2 separate regions of the Homo sapiens genome follow, and region 1 is linked to region 2. Evidence: chromatin loops called from intact Hi-C (ENCODE). Cell type or tissue: GM12878. All regions are shown on one strand. Links, peaks and the distances in the headings refer to the core of each region. The heading gives the core; the rest is flanking DNA.

Region 1 (15,636 bases), core at 3,602-11,601, 410 kb after region 2:
AAATTAATTTATCTATGTAGCTCTGAGGAATAGATATACATATCCCTCTAATGAGCCTTTGACAGAGGTGCCAATACAGCCCTAAAGGCAACAAGGGAAAACAGAGGACTGAGAAGTGGGAAAAGGAAACATGGAGAAAATGGGTGTCTACAGGTAACACTAATCTATGGTGATAGAGGCGAGATGAGTGGCATCAAATGGGAAGGGACACAAGGGAACGTTTTGGGGGAGTCAGAATATTTTAAATCTTGATCTCGGTGGTGGTTATGCGCATAAATTCATCAAGTGCACACTTAGATCTTTGCACTTTACTAAATGTAAGTTATACATAAAAAATGAAGTCTGCCAGGGAGTTTCGCTTTCACTGGCCATCTGTGCTTTACCATCAACTTCCTCCTTTATACTACAGGTGTTATATATATTCCATATACACATGATTTAAACCCCTCAATTATGATGCTATAATTTTTACTTTCAACAGTGATACGTATTTTAGAGAAAAATAATAAATATTGTTTTTTATATTTACCCATCTAGTTACCATTTGTAAAGAATGTTTTGGGAAATCCAAATTTCCATCTGCTATCATTTCCTGTTAGCCTGAAAAACTTTCTTAAGCATTTCTTGTGGTGCAGACAGCAAACATTGTTAGTTTTCATTTATAAGAAAACGTCTTTATTCTGCCTTCAGTCTTGAAGGATATTTTTACTAGATATAGAATCCTAGCTCTAGGTTTTACCATTTTTCCTTTTGCACCTTAAAAATATTTTACTCTTGGCCGGACACAGTGGCTCACACCTGTAATTCTAGCACTTTGGGAGGCAGAGGCGGGCAGATCACCTGAGGTCAGGTGTTTGAGACCAGCCTGGCCAACACGGTGAAATCCTGTCTCTACTAAAAATACAAAATTAGCTGGGCGTGGTGGTGTGTGCCTGTAATCCCAGCTATTCAGGAGGCTGAGGCAGGAGAATCACTTGAACCTGGGAGGTGGAGGTTGCAGTGAGCCGAGATCAAGCCATTGCACCCCAGGCTGGGTGACAAGAGCGAAACTCTGTCTCAAAAAAAAAAAAATTTTTTTTTTACTCTCTTCTGGCTTCTTTTTTTTTTTTTTCCTAATGAGAAATCAGCTATCATCTGTATTGTTTTCCTGTATATAATGAGTGCTTTACTCTGATGCTTCCAAGATTTTTTTTTTTGTCTTTGGGTTTCAACAGTTTGGGTAAGATGTACATAGGTATAGTTTTCTTTGTATTTATCCTGCTTGGGGTTTACTGAATCTTTAAATGTATGTCCTTTAGCAAGTTTGGTAATCTTCCTCTCATTATTTCTTCAGAAATTTTTTGTGTCCCATTCCTTCTCTTTTCTCTTCCTCTGGGACTATAATTACGTGTATGTTATACATGTTATTCTTTGCTTTCTCACAAGTCCTGGAGGCTCTCCTCTTTTTCAATTTTTTTTCTGTTTTTATTTATATTTTTAATTTATTTCTGAGACAGAGTTTCATTCTTGTTGCCCAGGCTGGAGTCTAGTGGCACAATCTCGGCTGACTGCAACCTCCGCCTCCCGGGTTCAAGCGATTCTCCTGTCTCAGCCTCCAGAGTAGCTGGAATTACAGGCACTCACCACCATGCCCGGCTAATTTTGTATTTTTAGCAGAGACGGGGTTTCACCATGTTGGCCAGGCTGGTCTTGAACTCCTGACCACAGGTGATCTGCCCGCCTCGGCCTCCCAAAGTGTTGGGATTACAGGCATGAGCCACCACCCCCAGACTTTTCTGTTTTTAGATTGGGTAATTCTTTTGATCTATCTTCACATTTACTGACCCTTTCCTTTGTCATTTCCAATTCATTGTTAAGCCCATCAGTGAGTTTTTAAAATTGCAGATATTATATTTTGTAATTCTAGTATTTTCATTTGGTTCTTTTCTATTTCTCTGTTGTGATTTTCTTTCTGCTCATTTGTTATGAGTATATTTCCTTTATATATTTGAGCGTAATTATAATGGCTGTTTTAAAACTTTTGTTTCTTAATTCCAACATATAAATCATCTTAGGAGTCTCCATTGATTGTCATTTTTCTTGTATATGAGTCATATTTTCCCATTTTTTCTTATGTCTTGTAATTTTGGATCATGTTGTGCATATTGTGAATGATATAGAGACTCTGCATTCTCTTATGTTACTCTAAAGAGTATTGATTTTGTGTTTTAGCAGGCAATTAACCTAGTTGATTTCAGTTTCTAAATTCTTTTCCTCTGTGGTGTGGCAACTGAAATCTGTTTAGTTCTTTTAGCTCGAGCTAGATTTCTTGGTATCTATCCAACATATGTATATTTTAGAGGCTGGCCAGAGATTTGGGCAGAGTTTATATGTAGAATTTGAGTCTCCCTTCTGCGGCTATTTCCTTTCCACTATTTCTCCTTTCACTTCTCTGCTGTTATTGCTTTGAATTTTGTCTTCCGATTTCTTAGCTAGCAAGGTTTCTGTGCAAGTTTTAGCCACCTTTTGGTGGGACCAATTGGGAGTACTCTCAGACAAAGAAATAGAAAAAATTGGCAAATATCCAGTGGGTTTTTTGTTTGTTTGTTGGTTTGTTTTTTGTTTTTGTTTTTTTTTTCAGACAGAGTCTCACCCTGTTGCCCAGGCTGGAAGCACAGTGGCATGATCATAGCTCTATGTAATCTTCAACTCCTGGGCTCAAGTGATCCTCCTGCCTCAGCCTCCCAAGTAGCTAGGACTACAGGTACATGCCACCATGCCTGGATAATATTTTTATTTTTATATATTTTTTGGAGAGATGGGGTCTTTCTACGTTTCCCAGGCTGGTCTCAAAATTCTGACCTCAAGCCATCCTAGTGTCTTGGCCTTCCAATGCACTGGGGTTATAAGCACATTGAGCCTGGCCATCCTTCTCTAAATATTGACCACCTCTAGTTTTGCCTGCTTTTAGACACTCTCAAATGGCTTCAGATTTGTGTGTGTGTGTGTGTGTGTGTGTGTGTGTGTGTGTTTTCCAGGGTTTATAATTGTTACTTTGGGAGGATTGGTGTAATATGAGCTACTCTGCCATTTCTAGAAATGGAAACTTATCATCTAATCTTGTCCAGTGATCTTACGGCTTGCTTTTTAAATTTGTTTTGTTAAAATAATATGGTAAAGCCACTGATAAGAAATACATCAGGAGTACTTCTAGTGTTCAAAAAATAGTTCATAGTAATGATAACATAATTATTTTAAAATCATGATTGTAAAAAATGTGTTCTAGTTACAAGGATCTACGGATAATGTTTCTTTGCAAATTGGATAGTTTCTACAGACAAGAAGCTTAAAAATAACTAAAACATTTTAATAAACTTTTTCTAGTTATTTTTTCTATTTCCACAGAAAAATGAAAACTCTTCTTATTTTGCCCATTTCTAAACTTCATCCTCCAGAATCCTCCTTATATTAATTTGTTCAAAGTGTGGGTGCTGAAGTAGATTATAAAGTTTGTAGAAACTGTGGCAAAAGAGTAGAGTTGAGTGGAAAAAATAGAGAATTTTCATTACTTTATGACATGATCTTGGAAGGATTCTCCTTGTCTTTATTTTTGGTGCAGACCAGAAATAAAATGTTTAAGAATTTTTAAAAAATCCCATTCTCTCTTTCTCCACATTATACAACACCATCCTGTAGAAACTGTAATGTTTCTTGTGGTCAATTTATCATTCCATTTGATTGATTAGTATTTAGGTCCTCATGGAACACTAGGGTTAGTGCTATCGTTGGGAAGCAGGGAAAGAAGATGCTGAAATACTTCATGGTTCTGCTCAGTAATGAATCCTGATGTGCTAAGGGTCCCCAACTTTTTCTGTATTTTAAAATATATAAAATGAGCAGAGTCCTGGTGTTTTAACTGTGGCCAAACTTGCTTGGGTGACAAAGATTTGTGGCCAACTCTAGACCTATATCCTGCCAAATCACTGACCCAGGAGAAGCTACAAGTTGTGGACTTCCCATTGTGAAAATCATCTAACAAAAATGTGAATCTTTTGCCTTTATGAAAAAGATAAAAATCATAAATAAACATTTTATTATTTGAGCTACACATGAACGTTTTAATTGGCTTATCAGTGTGTACTTTGTTAGGCTGCTGATTACAATTTTTTTCAAAATGTTGTTCTGATTTATATAATTTTGGATTGATGTTTTGTTGCATTCTCTCAGTAAAGTTAAGCAAAGGTACTGGATTTTAGTTGTTTATTTTAAATATTTTAGAGTCGTGAGGAATTTAAATATTTCCTATGAAGCTTATGGGAAAGAGCTTTAGAGTGAGAAATAACTGAAGAAAAAAATAGTCTTCAAATTGAGTGATCACAACTTGCCAAATACCTGGGTTATTTCCTGGCTCTTTATCATGGCTTGTTAGGACTCAGACGCTTGATCAAGCTTTGGCAGGATATAGAGGCAGTAGGATCTGTGTAAAACTTACTGTGGCCACATAAGATGATGTCTTCTCTTTCCGCCTTCTCACTTACGCAAACATATTGCCTCTTATAAAAGACTTGTTATATGTGGCCACCCAGCATGTGCTTTAAGGAAATGCTTTTTGGTTTCATTTTATAAGAATATACTGGCATTGGATAAAGAAAATTAAATAGCTTATGTATTTTGTATTCTCAGCAAAATATATGAAATGAGGGTAAAGATAGTCATAGGTAAGCCAGAGAGCAGTGGTCAGGGTTCCATTTTCTCGAATACTTCTTATTTTATGTGAGAATTGATGGGACCTCCAGGGCTACACAAGAAATTTTAATCCATGTCTTGATGATTTCCTCATTTTCTGTCAATTTGGAACAGACAAAGATGAAATTTAATAGCATAGAACTGGATTTATTAGTAACCAATTAGAAAGCTTTTTTTTTTTTTTTTTTTTTTACCAAAAGGGAAATTTCACTTAAGGCTTCAAGAAACAAATCTTTAAGGAACAAAATAAAAGTTTGGGAATGGGCCAAGTGCGATGGCTCACGCCTGTAATCCCAGCACTTTGGGAGACCAAGGCGGGCGAATCACCTGAGGTCAGGCATTCGAGACCAGCCTGGCCAACATATAGTGAAACCCCATCTCTACTAAAAAATACAAAAAGAGCTGGGCGTGGTGGCTCACACCTGTAGTCTCAGCTACTTGGGAAGCTGAGGCAGGAGAATCACCTGAACCTGGGAGGTGGAGGTTGCAGTGAACTGAGATCGCACCACTGAACTCTAGTCTGGGTGACAGAGCAAGACTCCGTCTCTCAAAAAAAAAAAAAAAAGTTTGGGAATAGATCTAATATTATTATAATTAGGTCCAAATATATTTTAATTTTTCCAGCCAGACACATTTAAAGGCATTCTCCATAACCTCTCAGTGAGACCAATCACTTTCTAAACCACCACATGGACTCAGGGTAACCTGAGATTTCCTTCTCAAGCTGCACCCAGAACACTTGTGTGCCCAGTAACTGTCTTAGTGGCGTAGTTACTTAGCACATTTTCCTGTGGGGTAGGGACACTTAGGATACAAAACATAAGTCATTACTTGTAGGACTAATTCTTCAAGCGTAAGAAAAGATTCATCTTTAGTGGCTGTGAGCACAGATATGCTAAGTAACAAAAAATAAAAACAGCTGACATTTTGAACACTCACTATATCAGGCATTATGCTAAGCATTTTATTATAGTGTTCCATGAAACCCTCATACCCCGTGAGTAAGTATCATTATTATGCCTATTGAAAAATGGGGACGCTGACACTGATGCTTAAAGGACTTGCCTGAGGTCATGTAGCTAATTTGTGGAGGAGCCAAGTATTCATTTCAGATCTATCCTTCTGCAAAGCTTTTCAATAACTACTATATACTATTTATCAATCCAATTTATCAAATTCAATTGATTCATAGATTAATCAGATTAATCAAAATAATATGATTAATGTAGCAAGCTAAACTGGTTGAGTTAGTTAATATGGAGGCAGAAAGAAGTTACTCCTATAAAATCAAGATGCTTTGTTTAAGTATTTTCTTACATGCTGATGGTAGGCAATTTTTAATGTAACAGTTCTCAAAATGTGTTCTGGAGACCCTTGGAGGAAAACTCTTTTAGGTTCATTTTTAGGTTCATGTGTGGACAAACCTATTTTCTTCTTCTTCTTTTTTTTTTTTTTTTTTTTTTTTTTTTTTGAGACAGAGTCTCGCTCTGCTGCCCAGGCTGGAGTGCAGTGGTGTGATCTCAGCTCACTGCAATCTTCGCCTCCTGGGTTCAAGTGATTCTCCTGCCTCAGCCTCCCTGGGATCACGGGCATGCGCCACCACACCTGACTAATTTTTGTATTTTTAGTAGAGATGGGGGTTTCGCCATGTTGCTCAGGCTGGTCTCAAACTCCTGACCTCAGGTGATCCGCCTGCCTTGGACTCCCAAAGTGCTGGAATTACAGGTGTGAGCCACTGCCCATCCTATAACTTCATTTTGAAAGATACATTTCTCAGTGGGAGGTAGCTGTGGAATCTCTGTACACATTTTCCTGGTATGGGAGACACATTTTGGATGACAATGCTTCTCATAGTGACAGACCTTGGTGGACATGTTTGGCCCTGTCACCGTTGGTTGGAGCAGAGTAAACCTAAAGTGAGCCAATTAGATTCTCATGCCCAGGAATTTGATGCTAGGATTCAGTGATGGCTAGTAGCTCTTTACAGCTGGAACTGAAATGGTGAAAACCCAAGCAGTGGGAGAGCATTCACAGAAAGATGGTGTGAAAAGAGAAGAAAGAAGCAGATGCACTGAGAGAAACAAGGAAGAACAGAGAGGGAACACTGTCTGGGTTCCCAGGGGCTTTCCAGGTCATTTTCTCAAGCTTGGCTGCCTTCATGGGTTTTGTGAATTACCACTGTGATTTTAGAATAAGTTCCTCCTTCCAAATAAGCTAGCTCAAGTTGATTTTTATTGTCAACCAAACAGATATTAACTGAGACACTCAGTTTCTGAAAAGCTGAAATTCTCATGGAGGCAGGGCATGTTTCTCTTGTTCAAAGGTGCAATTGAAAATATCTTAGAAAAAAATTGAAAATAATTTGTTAAAAGAGAAGGAACAGGGATATTAATAAAGAGATAGATCAAGTCATCCCTAATTGAAATTTTAACATTCTTTAGAGATATCACTGGGTTCAGAAGGATAAGCAAAACCTGGTAGGTGGGCAATCTGCCAATGGAACATAGGAGAGTCTGTCTTTTATTGCCTTATCTAATTACGTAGAGTCACTGCTTTGTTGCATTGGAGTGTGGGTGTGTGAATGCACATCATACACAGATCTTCTGGCCTAACCACTTCATTTTAGTATCATAATTTTAGTTTTTACTGAACTCTACACGGCTGTCCACATCCATCATGTTCACAGCTATATCCCCAAGGACTTTGAGCAATGTCTGGAACAGTGTGGACACTCAGTAAATATTTGCTGAACAAATAAATGATTGTTTTAAATAATCGTGGAAGAGGTTGACGAGATCAAATATTGTGTGAGTTAAAATCTTATTAAAGTTTTATTTTGATTTGTCTTTATAAAGTTCAAATTTGAAATACAATTTTCACTGAGATATAACAATTTTTTTCTCTCATCGGCAGCTCTTTCCTAGCAAGTTTCGCTCTCTCCTCCCTCTCTCTTACCCACCATCTGAAGTCTTGTTGCTGGAAGCAGTATCACCTCCTTCCTTGTCTCAGACTAATTCTTACAGAGTTTTCTCCTTTTTTTAATTCCTGGGTTCCATGTAGTTTCCTAGTGATAAGATGCCATCATTGCTTACATGCAGAGTAGCGGAAAATTAAGACAGAAAGGACGATTGAAACCAGATCATGGAGAAATTTCAGGTCCTCGTTGAAGAGTTTGGGCTTTATTTGGTGAACATTAGAATGCCCAGAAGAGTATTATAAGTTCTTCCTCTCTATGAGCTCTTCTTGTCTGGAGAAATGCAGCTTTCGGGAAGATTAATAAGGTTTCAGTGTGCAGAATGGATTGGAAACCAAGAACCAGTGGCCAAGGAGGTGGACCGATACAGACACTGAATAGCTTCTTCTGACTATGACTGTTGTAAAGGGTTGCTGGCGATTCTTCATGTATCTTTAGAGTACAGAAAAAGAGGAAGTATTATGCTTCTCTCAAGACCCCTGTGGGCTGAGCATTGTGTAGGCAAGAAACGTAAGTGGGACCTAGGAGCTTATGTAATTATAGAGTTTCTGTGTTGGTGAGGGCTTCATGCCTTCATGCTATCATTGCTGTTATTCCATCATGCTGGAATGCCATCATCCTCATTCTCCCCCACCTGAAATCCTTCTTATTCTTCAGGTTCTTTTCCTCACAGTCACCTTCCCTAATCTGCTAATTCAAATTAAGGTCCTCATCCTCTGGTCTGCCACAGAAATAATTTCTCCAATAGGCCCTTACTCTGCTATGCCTTATATTATGTCTATCTCCCACTAGAAAGTGGGTTCCAAAAGAGAAGGAACCATGGTGGACCCAACTTTGTGTGCCCCACAGTGCCCCACAGATCCATGGCTTTGCCCTTAGATGAGAATGAATTTTGTGTAGCATGTACTATGAGACATGTTTCTGAAATGAAGGCAGAGTTTTGCCTATGTTCTTGGTAGCTGAGAAACCATTAGATGAAGTATTTCATTTATGCACAGTGGTCACAACATTGCAAAAATGTAAATTATTGCAGTTAAAGGTGTGAAATCATGTACTCTGTGTTCAACACCTACCAGTTTCCAACCTACTGGGCAGCCTTCAATGACTTGCATGGCTATTCTCTTTTCTGAATGTTAACTAGACACCAAGATTATAGGGTCAACGTTTAAGTGAGTGCTTCAGAGCCGTATCCCATCTATTCAAGCTCCCTGCTTCTTGGGAGATAAAATGACATGTAATTTCATTGTGTGGGACTAGCGTGGTTTACAGTAAATGGTGTGCATGATTTGGAAAGGTTCATTAGTCAGATCTAACGACTTGACTACTCCCTTCAAAGTATGACTGATTAAGACTCATTCAGGGAAATGAATTGGTACACAGGAATGGGTTCATGACTCAGATGGTATAAATGCCTTTTACAAGTTTTTAGCAGAGGAAAGGGAGCAACAGAGGTAATGACTCTGGACTTGGGTTTACATAGTCTTTCATGTAAGTATTGTGCCTTAAAGCACTTTGTTCCTCCAACACAATCACCTGCCGCTTAAATACACCTGCCCCTTCTGGGTGGAGTGGAAATGAATGCAGACTCTAATATGAGGTTGGCTACACAGCCGAAGCCCGTTACTATACTCATTTTCCTCTTGGATTCAGAGATCCTAACTCTTTTTTTTTGTTTTTGATGGAGTTTCACTCTTGTTGCCCAGGCTGGAGTGCAATGGCGTGATCTCGGCTCACCACAACCTCTGCCTCCTGGGTTCAAGCGATTCTCCTGCATCAGCCTTCTAAGTAGCTGAGATTACAAGTACACACCACCATGCCCGGCTAATTTTTGTATTTTGTATTTTTAGTAGAGACAGGTTTCACCATGTTGGCCAGGCTGGTCTTGAACTCCTGACCTCAGGTGATCCGCCCTCCTCGGCCTCCAAAAGTGCTGGGATTACAGGCGTGAGCTACCGCACCTGGCCTGATCCTAACTCTTTTATATAAGGTGAGGAAAATGGCATTGTGCAACACTATACAACTGTTTTTGAACTCGTTTCCCAGGGCTTGAGAAATCTAAAACAGAAAAGACTCTTAAATTGCAAGGCTAAGACTGTGGAACACCCTGATAATTGGAGGCAGAGACTAGAGTTCAAAATTTCCTCCTATCTCAAGGGAAGGGAGAGGAGGGGGAGGTCTACTTTCTGTTTCTCCTGCCTGCTGTGGGAGGACTGGGCCTCTTCCTTTGTTCTCAAATCTGGGTTGTTTGGGGAAGCAGGCTATATATAATCCCAGAAAATCCCACTGTGGACTGTTTTTTGGAAGCAGTTAATGTCTGGTGCTCTCAACTATCTCACTATCATAAACACGATGGTTGTGGGCAGTTAGGTCATCTGTGGGAACAGAATAGGAGGTTGAGGGAACAGGTGTTGACCCTATCTCTGCAACTTGGCAAAGGTGGTGGTGCCTTATAGTGAGAAGACCCTCGACATTCACTTGGTTCATTTCAGCCCAAACACCATTTTGTCCTCAGTTTAACAGAACAAATGGAACAACTGCTACTGCTTTTGGAGAGCCATTACTGCCGGGATCCTGATTTAAAGTATATGCAAATGATTTTTCCCCTCTAGCTAGCTTTATTAAGGTAAAATTTACAAGTAAAAATTGTATGTTTAAGGTGTACAATGTGATGATTTGATATATGCATACATTGTGAAACGATCACCACAATCAAGCTAATTAACAACACCTCACACAATTGCTGTTTTGCTGTGTGTGAAGAGAATGCTTAAGATCTACTCAGAAAATTTTAAGTATACCATACAGTATTATTAATTCTAGTCATCATGTCTTACATTAAATCTACATAACTTATTCATCTTATAAATGAAAGTTTGTAGTCTTTGATATGGTCAAATTATTTATTCCAGAGTGCTGTAAATAATTTATGGAAGATATTAACAAATATGGTCATCATCGTATTCTAAGCATTATTAGTTCATCTATTCATGCGTGTATTCATTCAAGAATTTTTCTTTTTTTGAGACGGAGTCTTGCTCTGTCACCCAGGCTGGAGTGCAGTGGCACCATCTCGGCTCACTGCAAGCTCTGCCTCCCGGGTTCACGCCATTCTCCTGCCTCAGCCTCTGGAGTAGCTGGGACTACAGTCGCCTGCCACCAGGCCTGGCTAATTTTTTTGTATTTTTAGTAGAGACGGGGTTTCACTGTGTTAGCCAGGATGGTCTCGATCTCCTGACCTCGTGATCCGCCGCCTCGGCCTCCCAAAGCGCTGGGATTACAGGCGTGAGCCACCACGCCCGGCCTCAAGAAGTATTTTTTAAGGACCTACTGTGTGCCCAACACTCTTCTAGGTGTTGGGGATACAGTAAAGAACACATAAGGACTTAGCCCATATGAACCTTGAAGTGTACAGATTAGAAATTAAAGGCAGATGAATGGTAGTCTAGTCTGACTTATTTTACAAATGGGGAATCTGAGCCCTCTCTTCCTTTGGGAATTGTAATTGTGGATAAGAAACAGTAAGGTGGGCAGCATGTAGGTGGCATGGGGAACTCAGTCAGTAACAAAGTACAAGAAGGAGTCAAACTGAAGAATCTTTTCCTTTAGACTGAGTAAAGTTTAGAATAAATAGGAAGCATCTCCTCTTACCTGTATTGCCACCAAGTCCTTTTTCACAGCAGAAAGGGGCAAATTGTATGTTGATGTTAATACTAATGCTCGAATTATATATATATATATATGGTTTATTTGTTTTTGAGCCCAGGCTGTAGTGCAGTGGTGTGATTTCGGCTCACTGCAACCTCCGCCTCCCAGGTTCAAGCGATTGTCTTGCCTTAGCCTCCCAATAGCTGAGATTACAGGCACACGCCCCCATGCCTAGCTAATTTTTGTATTTTTAGTAGAGATGGGGTTTCACCATGTTGGCTAGGCTGGTCTAGAACTCCTGATCTCAGGTGATCTGCCCACCTTGGTCTTCAAAAGTGCTTGGATTACAGGCTTGAGCCACCATGCCTGGCCTCACATGATATTTGAATAGCATCTATTAAGTTGTTATTAGAAATATAGCTAAGTACTTTTATTTATATTATTTTATTTAATCTGCAACCATGCTATGGAATTATAATCCTCATTTTACAGATGAGGCACTGAGTCTGAGACTTTAAATAATTTGGCAAATAAATTATGAAGTCATGCCTTGGAGGCAGGGTTTCTGATGCCAAGCCCTGTGCTGTTGGCATCCTGCGGTACAATACTCCTACTACCCAGGCATTGATCAATTTATTGTCTTGACATTTTTTCAGGGCATGGCACTTTGACAGGTGCTATAACAACACATATCTCAAAAAACAGAACTTGCCTTCCAATAACCTGAGAATTGCAATAGAGTGTGATAAATGCCATGGTGTAGGTATGCCCAGGGTGTACGGGGCTCAGAGGAGGCTCATTGCCTTGATTCAGAGGTAGTCAGAGAAAACTTCCTGAAGGAAGTGATGCCTGAAGCAGTTGAGACAGAACAGGGACCCCTCTTAGGGGCCTGTGGGCCCCTAAGCATGGAAATAGGGGAAAATCTTGAGTTCCTTCAAGGAAAATTTCAGGCACTTAGCTAGTCCTAAGAAGTAAATGAGCAACTTGATAACCAAGAAGGTAATGGTAGCTTAAAACAATAGACAAGAAAGTTAGAATCACAGTTGTTTTGTCCCTTATAGAAACTGAAGATAACATCTTAACATATGTCCCTGAGTTGTTTTTCAGAAACCCAGATCCCCACCCAATGGATCCACTGGCATGGAGACCTCAGATAAGGGAGGACTGAGGACTCAACCCTGACTGCTGTTAGTTCTTTGTTCTAAATTTCTTCTTGAGGTACCTGGAGGAGATCATGCCTCCCAGCCAGAACTAATATTCCTTCCTACTGATCCCAGATTTTCTGACAAACCTTCGTCTCCTGAACCAACTGCAAATCTGAAAACCTTTGAATCCACGTTATGACCTGTGTGCTGCCCCACTTCAAGGTAACCTGCCATTTTAGGTCAAACCAAAGTATAGCCTTCATATATTGATTTATGACTTTGCTCGTCACTTCCACCTCTCTGCCTTTAAAAACGCTTACTTGAATGCCATTGGGGAATTGAGGTCTTAAAGCATTAGCTGCCTGATTCTCCTTGCTTGGTGCCCTGCAGTAAATGCCTCATTTTCTCTCATTGCAACCCTGATGTCAGTATCTGGCTTTGCCGCACTGGGCAAGTGGATCCCAGTTTGGTTCCACAACACAGTTGCCAAGTAAGAAGTAGCCAGGTAAAGAAAGGGGGATGCAGGATGGCACAGGCAGAGAGACTAGTATGGGCAAAGGCATAGGGTTTTCAGCAACTACTGTGCAATTAGGGAACTGTGAGTAGCACAGAGAGTGGGAAGCCCAGGGCATGAAGAAGATCGATGCAGAATCGATTTTCAGTGAGTGGACTGTTGGAGACCATGCATTCAAATTAGTTTGATGGCCAAAAAGATTTTCTTCTACAGAAAGATTTTTTTTCATGGCAACACAGCTGCCCTCAAGTCAGAGTTTAGGATTGCTCATTTTTTGGCTCCTCTGAAGAATGTGTCTGAGAGCGTATGGTTATAAGATTCCCCAGAAGGGTCAGATTCATCAACAATCAATTGTTGCCAGAGCCTCAATATCTTCTGGGGGCTTTTCTGATCTTCTTTTGGAAAGTTTTGCTTTGGAGTTGCAAGAAAGAAAACTGAACCCTCTGTGTAGTGGCAGTAAGCTGATTTCTAGCAGAAAGTTTATGATCAGTGACTTGTTGACACGTATGTCTTGAAAGCAACATTTGTTTGTTTGATGTTTTCTATTATTCGCCATGGCCTATTCCTTTAGGACTCACGATGTCCAAAACGTATTCTAAAATATGCATGACTGAGCTTTTCAAACCTTCTAAAGCAGTGGGGGATGCTGAATCTTTGCATCCACCCAGGTGAATAAACCAGACTGTAGAAGCTGACTTTGCTGCATCTGAAAAATGCATTCAGACTTAACCCCAGCAGTGGAAGCTCACTGTAACCTCAAACTCCTGGGCTCAAGCAATCCTCCTGCCTCAGCCACCCGAGTAGCACTTCCAGAGCTTCTCAGGAAGGTGGAAGGAAGACTAAAATGACTTCAGGGTCATCCACTCATTTCCTTTTATGACCATAGAGCCACTTGCCTGATAAGTCTTCATAGAAAATAGCCTATCGAACAGATGCAGGAGGTAAATCATCTTAACTGGTCCTAGTCATATAGGAGGGGAGTAGCTGTTTTTGTTATGTCTTTTTTCTTATATTTTTGATACTTGCATTGGGTGACTATGGGGACTACATATATAGGCAAATGTACTCTGCATTTTGGTTATGTTTCTTCCACATAGTTGCATAATTCTAGAAGTATTCCTTTAAACACTTATTGCCTGGATTATCTCAACTGAAAGATGAGGATAATATAATGGAGTCATTTTACAGGATTAATTTTAAGAGGTCAAACAAAAGTCATTCTTTAGGTGAGGGACATTCTCGGGTTGGAGCAGCTTTGCTGTTAGTTCTGCCCTCTTTTATTACTAAGATGCTGTTTCCTCTATCTTCTTGTCCTTAAAACATTTATTCAATATATCAGCGAGGATTAAGTGAGCCTGCATATGACATAAACCCCCCATATGACAGAATATTAAATCAGACAGGATTTAATTTATCTGTCATGTAAGTGAAGTGTCAAAGTAGGCATTGAGGATCCACAGGCATCCGGAACACAGGCGTCTTCTATCTTTCTATCCCACTCTTCTAGTCCATGATTTTCATTCTCAAGATCACCTTAGAATCCAGGATGGCTGCTGGGGGACTGGGCATCACATCTGTGATGCAGGCCAGAAACAAGAGGAAAGACAGAAGGGCAAAAAAGGATTCTACCCTACTGAGACAATTCCCACAAAGCAGGATTCCCAGATGTCCCAAATGATTCTTCCACTTTGTTTCACTGGGCAGAACTTAGACATGTGACCATGCTCAGCAGCTAGAGGTCCTGGGAATGTGGCTTTTAGCTGTCTATTTTGCCATCCCAAAAATAATACTAAGGAGGGAGGGGAAAAATGTATGCATGGATAGGGAACTAGCATTCTTTACTGTAGTCTATTCCTTTGATACCCAGACACTGATGTACACCATTTTTCCTACACACTCACTCTAGACAAACCTACAAGGAAATGGGAAATTTAGAATTGAATACATACTGGGTTAGATTTTGAGGGCAATAACAATTATTATTACTATTATTATTATTTTTTGAGACAGAATTTTGTTCTTTTTGCCCAGGCTGGAGTGCAGTGGCACGATCTTGGCTCACTGCAACCTCCGCCTCCCAGGTTCAAGTGATTTTCCTGCCTCAGCTTCCTGAGTAGCTGGGATTACGGGTGCCCGCCACCACACCTGGCTAAGTTTTGCATTTTTAGTAGAGATGGGGTTTCACCATGTTGGTCAGGCTGGTCTTGAACTCCTGACCTCAGGTGATCTGCCTGCCTTGTCAGTTATTATTAAAATATGAGATATTGATAGTTCTTGTTACCTGTGGTAAAAGAGTTACTTAAATTATCACCTGTGTTAATCTTTGTGAGTAAGTGGCTATTCATTGCAAGAAATAATTATGGAGGGAACATGATGAATATAAGACCTGTGGGTTTGGCTTACTTCTTCAAAGTGCCCTGGAGAATGTAAGGAAAGAAAGTAACAGGCCAGGTGCAGTGGCTCACGCCTGTAATCCCAGCACTTTGGGAGGCTGAGGCAGGTGGATCATGAGGTCAGGAGATCAAGGCCATCCTGGCTAACACAGTGAAACCCCATCTCTACTAAAAATATAAAAAATTAGCCAGGCGTGGTGGTGGGCGCCTGCAGTCCCAGCTACTCGGGAGGCTGAGGCA
Region 2 (15,636 bases), core at 3,843-11,842:
TAAACTGAGTAGCTTATAAAGAACAGAAATGTATTTCTTACAGTTCTGGAGAAGTTTAAGATCGAGGCACCGATTTGGTGTCTGATGAGGGCCCACTTTCTGATTCATAGATGGCTTCTTCTTGCTGTGTCTTCACATGGTAGAAGGGGCAAGACAGCTCTGGGGCCTCTTTTATTTATTTATTTGGAGATGGAGTCTCACTCTGTCACCCAGGCTGGAGTGCAGTGGCATGATCTCGGCTCACTGCAACCTCTACCCCCTGGGTTCAAGGGATTCTCCTGCCTCAGCCTCCCAAGTAGCTGGGACTACAGGCACCCACCACCACGTCCAGCTAATTTTTGTATTTTTTAGTAGAGACAGGGTTTCACCATGTTGGCCAGGCTGGTCTTGAACTCCTGACCTCAAGTGATCCCCCTGCCTCAGCCTCCCAAAGTGCTGGGATTACAAGTGTGAGCCACTGTGCCCAGCCTGGGGTCTCTTTTATAAGGGTACCAATCCCATTCATGAAGGCTCAGCCGTCCTGACCTAATCATCTCCCAAAGACCCTACTTCCTAAAACCATCACCTTGGGGATTAGGTTTCAACATGTGCATTTTGGGAAGACGCAAACATTCAGACCATAGCAAGGAGCAAGGCTTAGGAGCAGGTCTCATTCCTGGAGCTAGTAGCTGAAGGGGAAGGCATCTACCCAAGAGAGTGGTCATCTACAATGTCCATCATATGTACAAGTTCCAGGCCTTGATAAAGGAAATAGAAATTCTCACACCACTGGAAACTTCCACCTCCTCCTGCACCCGGCTCTCTAGGGGCTTGACTTTGAAGAGAAAGGTGCCAGGTGATTGCTCTTCTGTCACAAACATAAGAATGGAGCCACTGCAGGAAGGAGGGTCAAAAAATTTATTTTGTTCAAGCCTTGGAGAGCGAGCCACATCTTGTAACCAGATTGTGGTGCTCTATGTTATGTACTTGTCCTATTACCCTGGACGTTAGTAAATGTTCCAGCCTTGCCTCAGGGTTGCTGTGGGTTTGGGAGCATTGCCCCCATGAGGTCAGTTCTGTGATGGCAGCAGTAACTCATGAGATCCCCAAGGGAAAGAGACATCAATAGTTGAGAATATGCAATCCTTCTGTGAACCTTCGCCCTCCTGTACCAATCCTACAAAATTAGGAGTCATTGTTCTATGAGAGAAGGCCATCTTCCTCATGGTGTATTCACTGCAATTTCTAAATCCCCTTGTAAATAAGCTGTTTGTTTGTTTGTTTGTTTGTGACGGACTTTTGTTCTTGTTGCCCAGGCTGGAGTGCAATGGCGCGATCTCAGCTCACCGCAACCTCCACCTCCCGGCTTCAGGTGATTCTCCTGCCTCAGCCTCCTGAGTAGCTGGGATTACAGGCATGCACCACCACGCCTGGCTAATTTTGTATTTTTAGTAAAGACTGGGTTTCTCCATGTTGGTCAGGCTGGTCTCGAACTCCTGACCTCAGGTGATCTGCCCACCTCGGCCTCCCAAAGTGCTGGGATTACAGGCGTGAGCCACCGTGCCCGGCTGTAAATAAGTATTCTTACACAGTAGGTGCAAGATGATAGCATATAGGTTAGACATAGGCTAGAATCTGTGGGACCTTAGGCAAGTTACTTCACCTCTCTGTGTTTAGCGTTCTCATCTATAAGATATATATAATAGTACTTCTCTGAAAAGGCTTCTTGTAAGAATTAAATAATATATAAAAATGCTTAGCACAGTGCCAGGCTTATAGTACATGGTTAACACAAGTTCCCTATTATTGCTATAGTACCTTGCCAAACTTCTTTTTTATCAGCCTGATTAATGGGGGGGAAACTACCTTCTTCCTCGGGTCTTCTGATTTCCTGGAAAATTAGTAAACTGTAGTAAAACTATGGACATCAGTCCCTAAGATCATAGCACTAGGCTAGGCAATGTGGGAACTTCAAAAGAATTTTAGAACATAGTTCTCGTCCACCAAGTGCTTACAAGTAAGTTGGAAATGCAGATACGTGGGTTTAAATCTTGACACTACTGTTTAATAACCTTAAGGACCTTGAGCAAGTTTTTTTTTAAATCTCTCTAGGCCTCAGTTTCTTCTTTTTAAAAATGGGGATTATAACAGTAATCACCTCATTGAGTTAATATGATAATTAAATAAGTGAATAGAAGGAAAATGGTCCAACAGTGTTGACATATGGTAAATGCTAACTATTGCTATCTATCACCATGAAGCAGTGTATGTATGAGGAAGTGCCCACAGGAGTGTGCCTCCGGGATGAAGCAAAGCAACAGAGATCCAAGCAGGAGAGGCTGCAACAGGCTGGAGATATGCAGAGTCTTCATGGGGGAGGTAAGACTTAGCTGAGTTTGCAGGCTAGGTAAGCTTGAGACAGGCAAAGACACGTTCAGGAAGAAATAGCATTACCAAAAATACTAAGAAGGAAATTGGCAGGGGCATTTGTTACTACAAACTGCCTTACTAATTCCAGCATACCAGGATTCTCTTTGAGACTTGCAATGCGTAACAGGTAAGTGCTTAATGAATATTTTCCAACTTGTAAAGGACACAGGGAAGTGTGGATTATTCCTTCCCACCCCCAAAATTATTTTACGTCAGTTTCTTGAATTCTGCAAAATTCTCATCTAAATTATTGCAGCTAAGTTTATGCAGTTGTATAGTTGGGGGTGGGCAGTGGGAGAATTTGTAGCTGTAATATCCTGTTTTGACAGTAGGTGGCTCCCTTACATATATGTAAGAAAAGTGGCACTGTGGTCTGTATAGGAAATCACTTAAGTCACTTGAGTAATTGTCACATACTGTATGTCATTGAGGCTGAACATGGAGGCAGTTCTTCACATTGATTTTTGTATGAAAGATGACATTAATGCAGCAGAAGGAACTTTCTTCCTTCTTAGGAACTATGCTTACCTCTTGAGGGTGACAATCTGATTATTATTCTGGGAGTGAAGGTCAGATCCTTGGCAGTACATGTTCCCTCAACTTCTCTCATAAAGATTGGCATTCAGCTTTAACAGTACCTCGTTCATACATGCTATAGACATCACAATCTGGGCTTCTAACTACTACAAAATTATGCTAGAACTTTAGTAATGGCATGGATAACCCACCAGGAACCTTTTCATTTTACCATTCCTTGATATTTAGACTCCACAGACATCAGCTTCATTTCATTCAATATCAGAAATAAGTAGTAGCTCCAGTTAGTCTCTCTTTTTCCGTCAAGTGGACCTGCTTAAATTCTACAGCTGGTAATCTCAGCTCCATTCTGGCCAGTTCGACCCATTGTCCCATCCTGTTACTCCTTATCGATCTGAGGTTTGCTAGAATCCTCTGTTCTGGGGTACTGTGGGAGAAAGTCTACAAATAGAGCAAATCTGGGCCACTGCAGATTTCAATCACATGTGACTAAATTACAATCAGATCATAAAAATTAGTCTGCAACACTGATATTGATTACAAATTTTATAAGTATCAATAAACTATGCTCTCATTTTTGGTACTTCAAGTCATTTTTATTACTAAGTTGCTGACAGGGATAACCTATTTTTTTAAATGCCTAATGCACACATGTATCATTGTCCATCAGAATCAAAGACAGAATTTGTACATAATATTGAAAAATGGAAAAGTGCTTGCTGCACATGGTATTTTAGATTAGCTACTTTTGCAAAGTGTGTACCCCTGGACCACCTGAACTAGAATAACCTGGAATGCTTGTTAAAATGAAAATTTTCAGCTGGGCGTGGTACCTCATGCCTGTAATCCCAGCACTTTGGGAGGCTGAGGTGGGCGGATCACGAGGTCAGGAGATGAGACCATCCTGGCTAACACGATGAAACCCCATCTCTACTAAAAATACAAAAAATTAGCCAGGTGTGGTGGCACATGCCTTTAGTCCCAGCTACTTGGGAGGCTGAGGCAGGAGAATTGCTTGAACCCGGGAGGCAGAGGTTGCAGTGAGCCGAGATCATGCCACTGCACTCCAGCCTGGCAACAAAGTGAGATTCTGTCTCAAAAAAAAAAAAAAAAAAAAAAGAAAGAAAGAAAGAGCAAGGGATGTCCTTAACCAGAAAAATGATATTTATTTTTTCATTTTCAGCAAACATCATACTTAAAGGGGTAATGCAAGCATTTATTTTAAGCTAGTGGAACTGAGTATTACTACTGCTACTATTCAAAATTGAACTGGAAGTTTTAATTAGAACAGTAAAAGAGGGAAAAGACATGAAAAGTAAATGTACTGACTGATACTACCTGACTTCAAGGCTTACTGAAAAGCTACCAGACAGTGTGGTATAAGCCAAAGAATAAATAAATAGATCAGTGGAACAGAATAAGGAGTCCAGAAATAGACCCACACAGACATAGTCAATTCTTTTGAAAAAGGTGCAAAGGCAATCCAAAGGAGAAAAGATAATATTTTCAACAAAAGGTGCTGGCACAACAGGACATCCAGAAGCAAAAAAGAAAAAAAGAAAAAAAAATGAAGACACAAACTCTATAGCCTTCACAAAAATTAACTCAAAATGATAACAGACCTAAATGTAAAACACAAAATTATAAAACCTATAGGATATAACAGAAAAAAACTAGATGACCTTGAATTTGATGATGATTTTTTAATAGAATACCAAAAGCATCATCCATAAAAGAAAAAATGGATAGGTTGGGCTTCATGAAAATTGAAAACTTCTGCACTGCAAAATACCTTGTTAAGGGAATGAAAACACAAGCCACAGACTTGGATAACATTTTTGCAAAACACATATGTGATAAAGGACTGTTAACCACATCATACAAAGAACCCTTAAAACTAAACAATATGAAACAAAAAACCCAACTTTTAAAATGAGCAAAAAATTTCAACAGATATCTCACTAAAGGAGATATATAGATGGCAATTAAGCATATGAAAAGGTGTTCAACATCATATGTCATTAGGGAATTGCAAATTAAAATAACAATAACATACTACTACACACCTATTAGGATGGCCAAAACAATACATTTACAACAACAAATGCTGCCAAGGACGTGAAGAAATTGGAATTCTTTTCTCTGCTGACATGTGGGAATGCAGAATGGTATAGCCACTTTGGAAAGCAGTTTGGCAGTTTCTTACAAAACTAAACATAGTCTTACCATGTGGTTCAACAATTGTACTCCAGTAAAAAGATCAGTGGTTGCCAGGGGTTGGGGGAAGGGAGGGATGATAGAGCACAGAGCATTTTTATAACAGTAAAACTATTCTGTATGATACTGTAATGGTGGATACCTGTCCTTATACATTTGTCCCAACCCATAGATTCCACGGCACCAAGAGTGAATCCTAAACTATGGACTTCAGGTGATAATGATGGGTTCATCAATTATAACATGTGCCACCGTGGTGCAGGATGTCAGTAGCCAGGGAGGTTAGGTGTGTGGGGATAGGGATAGACGGGAACTTTGTACTTTCTACTCAATACTGCTGTGAACCTAAAATTGCTCTAAAAAATAAAATTTATTAATTTTTTTAAAAGTGGGGACAAAGTCTTCCCTGGAACCTGTCACAAGACATGCCTATGACATGCTTTTGGTGTCTACATATCAAGCCAGCTTTTTTCCACTTAATTAACATCTCATATTCATTAAACAATTATTAATAAAATACCTACCATGGGATAGGCATTGTTCTAGGTACTAGGAATAAAGTAGCAAATGAAGCAGATATTTAAAAACTCAGATATTTCACATCTGGGAATCTGAATAAATTACATGCGATACAAAAAATTCTTATACTCAAATAACTCCACTGTTATTTATAATGGTGAAAACTTGAAAATATACTACATAATAGTGGGAATACTTCAGTAAATTATGACACATCCACTCAATTGCATATTATACAGCTATTAAAAATACAGCCCATAATAAGATATAAAAATGTCTGTGTTGTAATGTTGACTGTAAAGGAGTAACATAAGATATGGTAAGAATGTAGATAAGGTGAGTCATTACATGAACATGTTAACAACATTAATCCTTTGTTAATGAATCTATGGGTGGCAGATTTGTACTCCCAAATTTTCATAAAGAGCATGTCTTATTTTTATAATGGAAAATGTCCCAATAAAATATTTTTAAGCCTAGACACTTAATATTTGAATTGACTAGCCAAATCTTCATGCTTTTAATGTCGTAGGTGTGTATCTAATAATTGCTGAAGCTGGAATTTCCTTCGTGTGCAGTCAGCCACACCTCGCTATACCTGTCAAACCATCTCAATTATCCACTCCAATTGTCATGCCTCTCGTGGGTTAGTTGTAAATGGAACACAACTCTAGCATGACATTGCGACTTAAAAGAGCATATCCAGTATTTCGATGATCATTCTGGAAATATATTTCCTCTTCAAAGTTTTTACCTGTCAGTGAGGCATTTAAATTGGGGCATTCTCTTGTTTCTGAAGTCTGATAAAATCTTGACCTTAGAATATTTATTGGTAATATTTATTCATTCACAAAATTAGTTCTTAGCATATCCTATATGTCAGGCATTAGTCTAGAGCTGGGGCTAGAAAAATGAATAAGATTGGGTTCCTGACCCCAGCCCAGGCTCACACTGTAGTAAAGGGAAACAGACATGAACACTAGGTGACATGGAGTGTTAGGGGCGCTATGGTAGAAGTCTGCAGAGAGTGCAATGGGCGTCCAAATGAGGAAGTGATCACTTGCACAAGAGTGGGAGGCTTGGCTGGAAAGGCTTCTCTGAATAGGATGACATTTGATCTGTGTTTTGAAGGGCATCGTTGGCAAGGTAAGTAATCCAATTAAAGGAGGTTGCCTCAGCTAAAGCACAGTATGCTCAAAGGTGCGGATCATTTGAAAATTTGAGTTCAGGTGCAGTAGGGGTAAGGTAAGTATCCAACAGAATTTTCTACAATGATGGAAATGTTCTATATTGTCACTGTCCAATACGGTAGCCTCTAGCCACATTTGGCCAGTACAACTGAAGAATTGAATATTAACTTTCATTTAATTCTAGCTAATTTAAATTTAAATAGTTTCATCAGTTAGTGGCTACCATATTGAACAGTGCAGGTTTAGAGATAAACAGAGGCCAGTTGCAGGAGGGTCTTGCATCCCATTGAGGAGGACTGAATTTTCTTCTGCAGGGCCTTCTGTGGTCTGCAGAAAGGGCAGTACACAGGCAGTAATATTATCAGCTTTGCCTGTGGGAGTGCCCCAGCCTGGAAGCAGATAATACAGTTAGGAGATTCCCATAACCTGCCTGAGTGAGAGCATTAGTAATTAGGGAAGGAAATGGATGTGAGACTTGCTGAGAAGGGCTGGACAGGCTTAGTGACAGGTCTGAGTGTGAGGGGAGAGGGAGTGGGGGAAGTGGGATCAGGTTTGAGCCAGCTATTAAATCAATGCCAATTCATCCCATAAAGAATGCAGAGAGTGGGACAGGTTTGGAGAGTGTAAGGAACATGGCTGTGCTGTAGCCAAGCAGGCATAGGGTAGCAGGAATAGGCCGAGGTAAACAGCCTAGACATCTCAGCGGGATTGGGGTGCAAGTGCACAGTCCTGTGTCTTATATAGTCACAGCCATGTAGGCATAACATAGAGCAGCTCCCCACCTGGCTCTCAGCCACTAGTGTTTGTGTAGTGTATAAATGTAACACTGACCCTGTGAAGGGGCTGCTGAATAAAGCCATGTCTCATTTACCTGCTGTCTCTCCAGTGTTCTTCCAGCTCCCTGCCCCACATCCACCCACTGTCCTCAGACCTCAGCTGGGGCTGCACCCCAACCCTGAGTGTGACAGAGAGAAGATGAGTGTTAGAGATCATGATCCTGAAGTGCTGACGAGAAATTCAGGTGAGTTATTACTATCTTTCTTTCTTTTTCTTTTCTTTTCTTTTTTTGAGATGGAGTCTTGCACTCTGTCTCCCAGGCTGGAGTGCAATGGCGTGATCTTGGCTCACCCCAACCTCCGCTTCCCAGGTTCAAGTGATTCTCCTGCCTCAGCCTCCTGAATAGCTGGGATTACAGGCAAGTGCCACCATGCCTGGCTAATTTTTGTATTTTTAGTAGAGATGGGGTTTCTGTACGTTGGCCGGGTTGGTCTCGAACTCCTGACCTCACGTGATCCACCCACCTAGGCCTCCCAAAGTGCTGGGATTACAGGCATGAGCCACTGCTCCCAGCCACTTATTACTATCTTTCTACTTGCATTGTGCCAAGAGGAAACTGACAGTTCAGCCCTCGTCAACTGAGAGACAGTTGAATTAAAGTAATCTGATGGCATCTCTGGCATTTATTCAGCCATAAGAAAACAGCTGCTAAAAGTGGAATGCAGCTTTTTTAGAATTTCAGCAAAGGTGGAAGGAGATCCAAAAAATTCCTTCTTAGCTGTGCATGGTGGCTCATGCCTATAATCTCAGCACTTTGGGAGGGCGAGGTGGGGGATCACTTGAGGCCAGGAGTTTGAGACCAGCCTGGGCAATATGGTGAAACCCTGTCTCTACTGAAAATACAACAATTAGCCGGGCATGGTGGCATGTGCCTGTAATCCCAGCTACTTGGGAGGCTGAGACACAAGAATCACTGTAACCTGGGAGGTGGAGGTTGCAGTGAGATTGTACCACTCCACTCCAGCCTGGGCAACAGAGTGAGACTCTGTTTCAAAAAAAAAAAAAAAAAAAATTCCTCCTCACAAAATTGAGGACTTATGGACTACAGAGAAAGGCAGTTTTCTTGATGATTGAGAAAATAGTATGACTTTAATAAGGGTTTAGACTGTCCCAAATTAAACTTCGTCGTTGGGATTCATGCCGTAATGCTTCCCATAGTGGGAGGGAATCATAAAGATGAAATTCAAACTGGAGCCCAGTCACCATCCCCCATACCCACCTCCACTACCTGCTCTCCTAGGAAGCCTGCAAGCCTAGAGGTCAGCTCAGTGGCCACCTTCTGAAGCCCAGGGCACCATTGGAAGCTGCCTAGTTTGAGGCACGGATGGAAGAGGAAAACACTGAGAACAACATCCCTCTTCCTGAGGAATGCATACAAGGGTGCTTGGGGGTGGGTTGGGGATCCCAAGGCAGGAGAGCCAAAGCTGGAGTCAGAGGAAGCTCTTCTTCTGAAACCTGTAATTTCAATGTCTTTTCCTTTCCCTTCAAAATTGTAATTTCCTTCTGAAATCATTCTAACCCTTTAGTAAAGACATTAATTTAAAGATGTTTAAAAATCTCCCCCCACCCTCTTTTTTAACCTACTCACTTCTATACTCACCTCTTTAACCCAGATGGTCAACTGTGACTATTACATCCCAGGCTCTCTTCTTAGGTGTGGGGAACTCAACAAGGTATGCTCCCTGTCTTCAAAGAGCTATGGTCTAGTGGGAGAGACAGACAGGAAAATAGACTTCCATAGAGTATTGAGAGCTTTGTCAGGTGTAAGCAGTGGGGGAATGGAGAAATGGGGAGTTACTGCTTGATAAGTATGAAGTTTCTTTTTGCAGTGGTGGAAATGTTTTGGAACTAGTTAGAGGTGAAGGTTTAGGACCCTAAACCCAGTATCGCCGGTCAGAGAAAGTTTCATAGGAGAGATGGCTTCTGAAGACATGGAGGAATTAATCAGATGAAGAGGAAAGGGGACATTCAGAGATAGAGGGAGTAACCTCTAGGCAAAGGTCTGGAGCCCAGAAAAAAATGGAAGTTAATGCAACATGGCCAGAGAATGGCAACAGTGCAGTCTGTCAGGAGAGGAGAGGCAGTTGTGAAAGCTGAGGTTGACATTAACGGCTTCGTATACCATGCCAAGGAGTCTGGAGTTACCCAAAGACCATTGAGAAACCTTTACAAGGTGTTGAGCAGGGAATGACATGATCAGATTTCTATTTTTGAAAGATAAGTTTAGGCAAATAATTGGGGGAGTACAAAACTGGAGAGGCAGGGAGCTCAATTAGTTCTTCATTGCAGTCATCTAAGCAAGCAAAGACAGTTGCTTTAATGAACGTGGGAGAAGTGGGAATGGAGAAAGCAAGTTGGTTCAAGAGAAGTTAATAAAGACTTGGTCATTAGTTAAGGATTGGGTAGATGGGTGCGAGGGTGGGTGAGCAAAAGACAGGGAGATATTCACCTTTAAGAAAAGCTACACAGCGACATTTTCCACATATACAAAATAGATCAGTAGCACATATCAGAGTTGCTCATGGTGGGCTGCCAATGCATGGCTGATATGCTGTCCTTCACTCTCTAGAGTTGAGAATCATTGCCACACATGCTACAGTAGCAAAGATTTTGATGCTTTGAATCCTGTTTTCCTAATTAAGACCATGTGGTATGTGTATGAAGTTGCACCTGGTTTATAATTCTAAGAAAGAAGAACCACTATTGCCCCCACTTTTTATAGAAGCTTGATGATTATAACAGAATTCACTGATTCTTTTTTTTTCATTTTTGTGCTCTTATAATTTTGACTTCTTTTGTAATATATAAAAAAGCCCTATGCTTGTTTATCTTCCTTAAATGCCTCAATTACCCTCCCTGATTTAAGTGGTGAAAATCTGATGCTAAGGTCCCTTATTTCTCCACTGACTGATTCATGCGATGGAGAAAGAGATGGAAAATGAAGAATTAAGGCTTTCTTTCGTCATTCATCTTACCTTTAAAGATTCTTGGCCAGGTGCTGTGGCTCATGCCTATAATCCCCAGCACTTTGAGAGGTCAAGGTGGGAGGATCATTTGAGCCGAGGAGTTGGAGATCGGCCTGAGCAATGTAGCAAGACTTTGTCTCTACAAAAAAATTTAAAAATTCACCAGGTGTGGTGGTGCATACATGTAGTCCCAGCTACTCAGGAGGCTGAGGCAGGGGGATCCCTTGAGCCCAGGAGTTCAAGGCTGCAGTGAGCTATGATCACACCACTGCACTCCAGCCTGGGCAACAGAGAAAGAATCTGTCTCTTAAAAAAGAGAAGAAAAAAAGAAAAGGATTCTTTTTTTGTTTTTTTTTTTGAGACAGAGTCTGGCTCTTTCGCCCAGGCTGGACTGCAGTGGCGCGATCTCGGCTCACTGCAAGCTCCGCCTCCCGGGTTCACGCCGTTCTCCTGCCTCAGCCTCCCGAGTAGCTGGGACTACAGGTGCCTGCCACCACGCCCAGCTAATTTTTTGTATTTTTAGTAGAGACGGGGTTTCACCATGTTAGCCAGGATGGTCTCGATCTCCTGACCTCGTGATCCACCCGCCTCAGCCTCCCGAAGTGCTGGGATTACAGGCGTGAGCCACAGCTCCCGGCCAAAATATTCTTGATAATTACAAAGAAAAGTAGATTTTTAAGGGTTAGACAGGACCCTTGAACTCAAGAAGCTATGCTATGTTTGTATCAGGAAACGAAACTATCTGCTTTTTTTTCTGCCTTTTTGTATCTGTGCCCATGTAAATAACATTTGAAAAAGAATCTCCATGAAGAAGATGGTTAAGGAATAATCTTGTGATCCTCCTGACTAAAAGGATATGGGAAAGTACAAGAAAATAGCTCATGCTTATCCTAAGAGAAACGGAAATAAGGGTGACTTGCATTGTCTTACTTGTTCCATAATTTCTTTCTCATTATTGACCTGAAATCTCAACTTCCCTCTCCGTTATCAAGCCTTTTTGTGGAGAAGGAAAGATAAACTGGAAAAGGAGATTGTCAGCTAATTCCAGGACTCTGACTTTCACAGTTTCAAAATCGATGCCCTACATGTAATATACAGGTTGTGTTTTTTTTAAAAAAGGAGAGCTGTTGTGAAGCACATGGATAATAATGGAGAAAGACAATGAAAACAAAGTGAATAACACAATATATATTTTTTTAACTTTTGAGGATTTTTTAGGAATACAGCTCTGTTTTAATGCTTAACATCCACAAAGCACAACTAAAAGTAGAGAAGTTCTATATTATTGAGCCTTTATTTTTTATTATAAAACATATACAGAAAAGTCAGTGTAACATATATATTTATATATACATATATACATATGTGTATAAATACATATGTATATATACGTATGTGTATATGTGTATATATGTACATATACATACGTGTATGTGTATATGTGTATATATGTACATATACATACGTGTATGTGTATATATGTACATATATGTATGTATATGTGTATATATGTATATATCTATACAGTTAAAAAATTATAAAGTGAATAGCCATGTAACTACTATCTAGATGCAAGTTAAAAACTAGAAATTTTTTTTTCCCACCCTGTCTTACAGTGCTGAAAAAATTAGAAATTTTAAACCAAGAGTACACTGCCACTTGCATGAACTTCAGGGAATCTGTATATTATCTGAAATTATATATAAAATTAGGGGCTCTATGAATTTTTTGGGAAAAAGAGTCTAGAATTTTCAGAAGCTTAAAAGAATTCCCCTCATTTTAAGTACTTATAAGAGCAATAAGACTTAAGATGGCTCCGTAACTTAGTAGCTTTGCAGTCTTAGACTAGTCTCTTGCTCTCTGAATATTGATTTCTATATCTGTAAAGTGAAATAATAATGTTCACTCTCATGAGGCTGTTTTAAGGAACAGATGAGTTATCTATCTGTGAAATAGCTTTGTAAGCTCCAAAGTACTCTTTCAAATGTTAATTATCTATCTTTGTTAGCAACTGAAAAATTTAGCTTAGATCTTCACAATATCTAAAGAACTGCTGGCTGGGCCGGTGGCTCATGCCTGTAATCCCAGCACTTTGGGAGGCCAAGGCGGGCAGATCACTTGAGGTTAGGAGTTCAAGACCAGCCTGGCCAACATGGTGAAACCCTGTCTCTACAAAAAATACAAAAATTAGCTGGGCATGGTGGCACATGCCTTTAGTCCCAGCTACTCAGGAGGCTGAGGCAAGAGAATCACTTGAACCTAGGAGGTGGAGGTTGCAGTGAGCTGAGATTGTGCCACTGCATGCTAGCCTGGGTGACAGAGTGAGACTCTGTCTCACAACAAACAAACAAACAAAAAAACTAGTAAATTGCTTTTGTTGCTCTACATTGGTTTAAATGCATGGTCTAGCATGATAATGCTAGTCTGGCAATACGCTAGTTCCTGGTCAAGCCAACCATTCTTCAAGATCATGCTTGCTCCTGAGCTGCTGAATAATTTCCAAAGAAAATCACTTAACATGGCAAAATGCTTTCACTTTAAATTCATGATCCTGACACTCAGATGCACATTCATTACTTCTCAGTAATTACTGAAAGTTACTGAAAGTTTCTAGTAAGCCCACCCACTCTTCTACCCTCCCAGATGGTTATTTCCTATTAGCCTCTCTCCAAGGTTACCCAAGGTTCCACTTCTGACCATGATGGAATAACAAGGACTGGACTTAACTTCCTACCACAAACAACTAGAAAACTGGGCAAAATATATAAAACAACTGTTTGCTATTATTGCCCCCAAATTTCTGCCTGGAGGCAGTTTCCAGATCCTGGGCATAGAAAGGTAAACCCACTGCCTAGGGACTTTATTGAGTTGAGGAGACAGAGATCAGAGTTCACAGATGTGGAAATTGAAGGGCAAAGTTTTGGAAGGGATGAAGCTATACAAATAAATAAATAGAATTCATAAATCTGAGACTTTGCTAAGTACTTGGCTGTTCATGTATGGATTGACAATCCACACAGTCGAGCACAGAATGACCAGGGAGTATAAGCTAAATAATTCTTAGAGCTCACAGAGGATGAGAAGACATTTGAGCTCTGACCAGCCAGAGTGAAGAGTCCTCAGTGAAAACCAAGGAATTCATTGAAGACCTCTGAGCAGTTATTAATTAGTAGTAAGGTCAAATTATTTCTGGAATGAAGACTACTCTAGACCTACCCTAATAAAGCTTAAAAACAGTCCACAAATGAATCAAACTCATCCACAAATAACTGGCTGAAAAAAACAGCACAACCCTTCCTAAAGGGGGACAATTCAGACACTGAACAAGGATGCAATTCACAACGTCCAGTATTCAATAAAAAATTATTATTATTTTTTGTTGTTGTTGTTTGTTTTTGAGACGGAGTTTCGCTCTTGTTGCCCAAGCTGGAGTGCAATGGAGCGATCTCTCGGCTCACTGTAACCTCCGCCTCCCAGCTTCAAGCAATTCTCCTGCCTCAGCCTCCCGAGCAGCTGGGATTACAGGCGCCCGCCACCGTGCCCAGCTAATTTTTTGTATTTTTAGTGGAGACGGCGTTTAACTATGTTGGCCAGGTTGGTCTCAAACTCCTGACCTCAGGCGATCCACCCACCTTGGCCTCCCGAAGTGCTGGGATTACAGGCGTGAGCCACCGTGCCCGGCTCAATAAAAAATTATTAAACATGCTAAGAAGCTCAACTCATTTGAGCTTAAAACTTCTTAAAGCCTGAGGAAAAGGAAAAATATATAATTCTCTCTTTAAATGTTGAACAGTTTGTGACATATTAAAGATACTTAATCAGAAGAAATTAATTCTACAATATTCTTAAAGGCAATCTTTTAGCTTTTAGATAAAAAACATTTGATAAAATGGGTTTCACTTCTTCTAGGATGACTTCCATCACAATTCTATTTTAAGACTGTTTTATGTAGATTTGTAATCTGGTGTTTTGAAACAACATAAAACTTGGTTTCTCTTTTAACAAAACTGAGAAGAGTTCTCATGCCTTCTTTTTCTCAAGGTAAATATATCCAGTTCTCTCTATCTTATTCTGACAAAATTTTTCTTATTCTCTGGATGCACTCTGGTTCCTCCGTGTTTTTTAATTAAATGCCATTGCTGCCGTGTTAAAACTAGGAACAAATAGTTCTACAAAGACTAGAAGTCCAATAAACCATGGGAGTATAAAATATATTGTCATAGTTGATGTTGTCAATAATAACCATGATAAAGGTCATAAAATACTAGTTTCTAAAATTTATGAATCCTTTTATCTATGTCAGATGCTGTGCTAAGTGCTTCATGACGGCTATCTCATTTTACTCTCACAACTCCACGAGATAGATACCATTGTTTTGTTTTATAAATGAGAAATTTAAATCACTGAAAGGTTTATAAATGAACTCTTTCCACACTTATACTGTATAATAAGCCACTCAAAAACTCAGCGGTTTAAAACAATACTCATTCATTATCACACATCTACAGGTTGACTGGAGTTTGGCTGATCTAGGCTGGGCCCTAGTTGGGCATCTCTGCATCTTACTAAAAGATCGGTTCAGGCAATTCTGTGCCATATGCATGTGATTCTGGGACCAAAGAGCTTGCTTTGTATGTACTTCTCATGGCAATGATACAGGCACAAGAGAGAAAGCAGAAATATGGGGTCTCTTTAAGATCTTGGATCTGATTTGGCACACCGTTGCTTCACCACAACCTATTGGCCAAAGCAAGTCACATGGCTAAATTCAAAATCAAGGATTGGGGAAGTATACTCCACCAAAGTCCATGGCAAAGGTGTGGATGCTAAGAGGCATGAAGGATTAGGGAGAATAATTCAATGTAGCACAAAACGCTAAATAATACTTCCAAAGTCATACCCATTGTAGCAGTCAGGGATTCAGTTTGGCTGAATGTAGCAAAAAACCCAAATAATAGTAG

The links. A loop is a pair of places that touch in the nucleus more often than their neighbours do. Peaks named below come from ENCODE experiments on the same cell type or tissue, not always from the same donor. Only the 100,000 strongest peaks of a DNase experiment are listed, where the experiment ranks them.
Region 1: it touches region 2 in a loop (4-fold over the local background); 15 of 110 quality-filtered maps call a loop at or near these places.

What each region holds. Positions count from the first base shown.
Region 1 is chr6:87,799,493-87,815,128 of GRCh38, forward strand. The region is part of intron 2 of LOC101928911 (a long non-coding RNA gene); the gene reads left to right. Among named protein-coding and RNA genes, the nearest start is that of AKIRIN2, 110 kb to the left of the region's middle. RefSeq lists an enhancer at 372-441. In GM12878, for the core only: no CTCF peak of the experiment used is centred there; a DNase peak (open chromatin) is centred at 8,168; H3K4me3 peaks cover 700 bases; H3K27ac peaks cover 2,367 bases.
Region 2 is chr6:87,390,485-87,406,120 of GRCh38, forward strand. It overlaps LINC01590 (long intergenic non-protein coding RNA 1590), which reads left to right and starts at 6,640. Exons shown (of 2, transcript NR_026784.1): 1 at 6,640-7,893; 2 at 8,954-9,257. In GM12878, for the core only: no CTCF peak of the experiment used is centred there; no DNase peak of the experiment used is centred there.